2 separate regions of the Homo sapiens genome follow, and region 2 is linked to region 1. A link is a loop called in an ENCODE intact Hi-C map of the cell type or tissue named here. Cell type or tissue: K562. All regions are shown on one strand. Each heading gives the region's core, and the rest is flanking DNA. Links, peaks and the distances in the headings are about the cores only. Region 1 has its middle 73 kb from the start of FLJ13224. Region 2 overlaps DENND5B (DENN domain containing 5B).

Region 1 (2,805 bases), core at 279-2,778:
TTCTGAGATATTGCAAACTGAGGCATGGTGGACAAGTCTTGGTACCTCACAGGAACCAGTCATTGGATGTGCACGGTCCCTAGGGAGGGAGCTTAATCTTGGGCAGTGTCTTTCTTTGGCTAAAAGCAACACTGGGAAAGCAGCACAGGTGAGAGGTGCCAGGCAGCGGCTCCCCCAGCGGCTGGAGAATGAGCAGTGCCTCAGTCCTGGAGGGGAATCCGGGCAGCACCCACAGCATCCACAATGCCCTGCAGCACTGGGAGCAGCCCTCACCTTTCTGAGACTGTTTCTTGACCTGCAAAATAAGGGAACACAGTTGGTTCTTGAGCAGTGTGGCGGCTAGGGGGCACTCCCAAAAAACCTAAGAACCTATTGTTGACCAGAAGCCTTCCCACAGAAACAGTCGATTAACACATATTTTGTATGTGGTGGGTATTATATCCTGTATCTTTACAATAAAGTAAGCTAGAGAAAAGGAAATTATAAAGAAGAAAATATACATTTACGCTGGGCACGGTGGCTCACGTCTGTAATCCCAGCACTTTGGGAGGCCAAGGCGGGTGGATCGCCTGAGGTCAGGAGTTCGAGACCAGCCTGGCCAACATGGTGAAACCCCATCTCTACTAAACGTGCAAAAATTAGCCAGGTGTGGTAAGCGCCTGTAATCCCAGCTACTCGTGAGGCTGAGGCAGGAGAATCGCTTGAACCCGGGAAGCAGAAGTTGCAATGAGTTGAGATCATGGCACTGCACTCCAGCCTGGGCAACAGAGACTCTGTCTCAAAAAAAAAAAAAAAAAGAAAAAAATAGAAAATATATATTTACTATTCATTACATGGAAGTAGATCATCATAAAGGTCTTCATCTTCATCATCTTCACATTGAGTAGGCTGAGGAGGAGGAAGAGGAAGACGAGGAGTTGGTCTTGCTGTCTCGAGGTAGTAGAGGTGGAAGAGGTGGAGGAGGTGGAAGGGGAGGCAGGCGAGGCAGGCACACTCGGGGTAACATTTGTTGGAAAAAATCCGCACAGCCTAGGCAACAATGCAAAACCTCTCTATAAACGATAGAAAAATTAGCTGGGTGTGGTGGTGTGCACCTGTAGTCCCAGCTACTGGAGAGGTTGAGGCAGGAGGATCACTTCAACCCGGAAGGTCAAGGCTTCAGTAAGCCATGATCACGCCACTGCACACCAGCGAAGGTGACAAAGGGAGATCCTGTCTCAAAAAAAGAAAAGAGAAAAACTCCGTGTAAAAGTAGACCCACACAGTTCAAACTCATGTTGTTCAAGAGTCGACTGAAATAGCTACCTCAAAGATGTCCAAAAAAGCAAATGCAAAAACAAATGCAAGCAATTTGTGAACTGTTAACAAGGTTATTCTTCTCATCCTAAAGTCTGGAGCAATCTCATCACCATCTTTCTATTATGCCCCACACCCACTTCTCGTCTCAAGAAGTCAGTATTTTACTTTTCTACCAGGATTTAGCTTTACTGTCCACTTTACTGCTTCTCCAAAAAGTTGCAGTGATGATGTTGAGAAGTGACTAATTCATTAGGTATATCTTTATTTTTCACCATAAATTAATTTCTAAAATAGGCTCTATAATTACCAAAACTCTTCTAGTCTATAATTGGGGGTTCTATAAAACATAAAATTACAGGATTTATAGTTCTTTAAAATGGAAAAGTGCTCTCAAAAAATGTTACTAGTTCAAAGGAGATTCATAAATGAATCATGTAATTTTAAGCAATTCTCACTAGATGGAGCTAGTTACAAATAAATACTTTTTTAATATTTTTCTTCTTTATTTTTAATTTTTTATTTTTATTTATTTTTTATTTTTTGAGGAATTAACAGTCTTTATTGGGCTCAGATCAGGAGGCCGTGGGTCTTGAGGACCTCTGTGTATTTGTCAATTTTCTTCTCCACGTTCTTCTCGGCCTGTTTCCGTAGCCTCATGAGCTGTTTCTTCTTCCCGTAGTGGATCTTGGCTTTCTCTTTCCTCTTCTCCTCCAGGGTGGCTGTCCCTGCCTGGTACTTCCAGCCAAACTCGTGAGCCAGGCGCCCCAGATAGGCAAACTTTCTTGTAGGCTTCAGACGCACAACCTTGAGGGCAACAGGAACCACCATCCGCTTTTTCTTGTCGTAGGGCGGTGGGATGCCATCAAACACCTTGAGGCGGTCCAGAGCGGCCTGGCCTCGCTTGGTCTTGTGGGGCAGCATACCTCGCACGGTCCGCCAGAAGATGCGGCTGGGGGCCCGGAAGTGGTAGGAGCCTCGGTAAGAGTTGGTGTTCATCCGCTTGCGGAGGAAAGCGAGGTACTTCAACTTGTTTCTGTAGAAATTGCCAGAAATGTTGATGCCTTCGCAGCGTACGACCACCACCTTCCGGCCCAGCAGTACCTGTTTACCACGATGGCCGCCAGGCGGCCCAGGAGATGGCCTCGACCATCAAGCACCAGGACCTGCACCTCTGCCGTCTTCGCCAGCCGCTTGGGAAAGGCTTTTCTTCTCTTTAATACAGGAATATTTTAATTCCTTGTAAGGAAAATTTCCTGGATAATTCCATGTATTTTAATAATCACAGAGATAGTCTTATTCTTACTCATTCATTACCAAAAATAAAGACTTCAGTAACAATTTATACTCCATAGAGTATACGATCTCATCTATTTTGACATCCAAAAAAAAAAGGCAGAAAGACAAAACGCAAATTCTGAGGCAGAAATTAAGAAAATATAATTCTTATTTTTTATTTAATTTATTGTTTGTTCCGCTGTTTGAATGTTTATCTTCCAGGAGCCTACA
Region 2 (2,805 bases), core at 164-2,663, 140 kb after region 1:
TGGCAGTGCTGTCAACCTGGAGTCCCTCCTCCCAGATATCTACATGGCTCACTTCCTCACCTACATGAAGTCTGTGCTCCAATGTACCTTGACATTCAGCAGAATCTAAAACCACCCCATTTGAAAGACCACTCCCCACTTTATTTCCTTTTATACTGCTCTATTTCTTTCCAGATCAATGGTCACATTTCTGACATACCATATGAATTACATATTTGTTATGTTTTTGTGTATTGTTTGTTTCCCACACCGACCTGAGTATAAGTTTGTCAACCATAGGATTTCTGTTTTGTTTACTAATGTATATCTTGAGCAACTCAAATACTATTTGGAATATTGTGCATATTACAATTTGTTGAGTAAATGAAAAACAAAGACAATACTTGATATTTATTTATCATTATTATATACACTTTTTGAGACACGGTCTCACTCTGTCGCCCAGGCTGGAGTGCAGTAGCTTGATCATGGCTGACTGCAGCCTTCACCTCCTAGGCTCCTGGGCTCAAGCGATTCTCTTGCCTCAGCCTCCCAGGTAGCTGGGACCACAGGTATGTGCTACCACACCCAGCTAATTTAATATTTATTTTAAAATATATATATCCTTGCCGGGCACGATGGCTCACTCCTGTAATCCCAGCACTTTGGGAGGCTGAGGCGGGTGGATCACAAGGTCAGGAGTTCAAGACCAGCCTGGCCAATATGGTGAAACCCCTTCTCTATTAAAAATACAAAAATTAGTTGGGCATGGTGGTGCACACCTGTAGTCCCAGCTGCTTGGGAGGCTGAGGCAGGAGAATCATTTGAACCTGGGAGGCGGAGGTTACAGTGAGCCAAGACCGCACCACTGCACTCCAGCTTGGGCAACAGAGTAAGATTCCGTCTCAAAAAAAAAAAAAGAAAAAAAATATATATATCCTTATCACTAACCCTTATTCACTCAGATTCCTGGGTCTTTGAGTTCCTAAGAAAGGCTTCAGTGACCTTAATGTAATACACATCTACTTTATTTACCTATGAAGTCCCAGATGAAGACATTCTTGTGAAAGATGCGGGCAGATTTGAACCCATGGTGGAAAACTTGCTCAAGGGCTGCAACCAGGCCATTTTCTCCACACAGCAACACGGTGAGGCTTCCTCTCTGTGGGGCATAACACACAGTGCCAAAGAAAAATCTCCTGCATCTATGTCTAAAAAAAACACTAGAGAAGCAAGTGCTGAAGGTAGCTATATGAAGCATGTTTTTACAGCTACCAGAAAGCTTACAAATGAAAATTCAAGCACCCCATATTGCCTCGTGTATCACATATAAAAGCATCTTTAAAAGTCCCACTATACTAAGTTTTATAGCCCATAAATACCTCTTTTTCAGGTTTATGAAAATGTTTCACAATATTGTTCACAGCTTCTCCAATTCCTTCTTGTATCTGCCCAGCATTGGGTTCTGTAAAATAATAAACAGTGGCTGCATTCTCATGGGAGAGAAATAAACCAAAGTACTATGGGACATCAACTGTGTCCACCTAGGCAGGAAATACGTCATCAGAGCAGGCTGGCTTTGCCAGGGGCTCCATAGAACTTGCCTCTGGCCTGTTTGGCCAAGTGGGAAGCATCCTGGCAAAATGGAAAATAATCCAAGCGATCCCTAGATTCAAATCCCAGCATTACCATCTGCAATCTATAACCCTAGCCTAGTGTCTAACTTCCTCTGAGCTTTCAGTTTCCTCAACTGAAAATAGGAAAAATACACGCCTCACTGGGAAAACTGGTAAGTTATAGGAGTAAATAACTAGCATGGCGCCTGTCACAAAATGCTAGCAAGCCCCCAAATATGAGAAGCAAGGTTGAGAAGTCCCAACATCACTCCTCAAATGTTCCCTTATGCTACCCACCTACGAGCCTGTTAGTGAAATGTTCCCTTATGCTATCTACCTACGAGCCTGTTAGTGGAATGTTCCCTTATGCTACCTACCTACAAGCCTGTCAGTGGGCATAGATTAAGGCTTCAGGCGCTCTGGATAGTTAACCTGGAGTTTGAAGATTTGCTGTTGTGTTTAAAATAAGGGGAAGATGCCAGGTACCCTGTGGCATCTGGGCCTGAAGCCCAGAACTCCCTCCCTTCCTGGCTAGTCAATCTGTCTCAGCACTGCTTCCTTCTGCCAGCCAGTACTTGCTCTTCTAGGCCACTTTCCTGAGGGACAGGTTGGTGGGCTGCTTGAATGCGACCTAAATCACTTTTGTCCACCAAACCCAAGGAATGGTTTGTTTTTTTAAAAAGGTGGTAAACATTTCAGAAGTAGGTAACAACAGAAAAGGTATATAGTTCAGATTTTCTTGTAGTTCTAATTTACTTAACACACTATAAAGGAAAACCCATACATCCTCATGTTTAAGAATCTCTGAATTCATACTGCTCAAGGATTTCTTGCATGAACATTTCTTTTTTCTTTTTTGAGATGGAGTCTCGCTCTGTCTCCTAGGCTGGAGTGCAGTGGTGCAATGTCGGCTCACTGCACCCTCCGCCTCCCAGGTTCAAGCAATTCTCCTGCCTCAGCCTCCCGTGTAGCTGGGACTACAGGTGCCGGCCACCATGCATGGCTAATTTTTTTGTATTTTTAGTAGAAATAGGGTTTTACCATATTGGTCACGCTGGTCTCGAACTCCTGACCTCAGGTGATCCGCCCACCTCAGCCTCCCAAAGTGCTGGGATTACAGGCGTAAGCCACCATGCCCGGCTAACGTTTCTTTCAGTAAAATTCAAGTAGGTTTTTTCTACACTAATGCATAAAAATTGTTAAAATGAAA

The links. Hi-C counts contacts between places; a loop is a spot of excess contacts. Peaks named below come from ENCODE experiments on the same cell type or tissue, not always from the same donor. Only the 100,000 strongest peaks of a DNase experiment are listed, where the experiment ranks them.
Region 2: a loop joins it to region 1, with 4 times the contacts of the local background. A loop is called at or near these places in 8 of 110 quality-filtered maps.

The regions. Positions count from the first base shown.
Region 1 is chr12:31,250,123-31,252,927 of GRCh38, forward strand. It overlaps the pseudogene RPL13AP22. Among named protein-coding and RNA genes, the nearest start is that of FLJ13224, 73 kb to the right of the region's middle. RefSeq lists an enhancer at 2,287-2,805. In K562, for the core only: CTCF peaks have their summits at 327 and 1,736 (motif pointing right); no DNase peak of the experiment used is centred there.
Region 2 is chr12:31,391,253-31,394,057 of GRCh38, forward strand. It overlaps DENND5B (DENN domain containing 5B), which reads right to left. Exons shown (of 21, transcript NM_144973.4): 18 at 1,362-1,444; 19 at 1,015-1,141. Among named protein-coding and RNA genes, the nearest start is that of LINC02387, 23 kb to the left of the region's middle. In K562, for the core only: no CTCF peak of the experiment used is centred there; no DNase peak of the experiment used is centred there.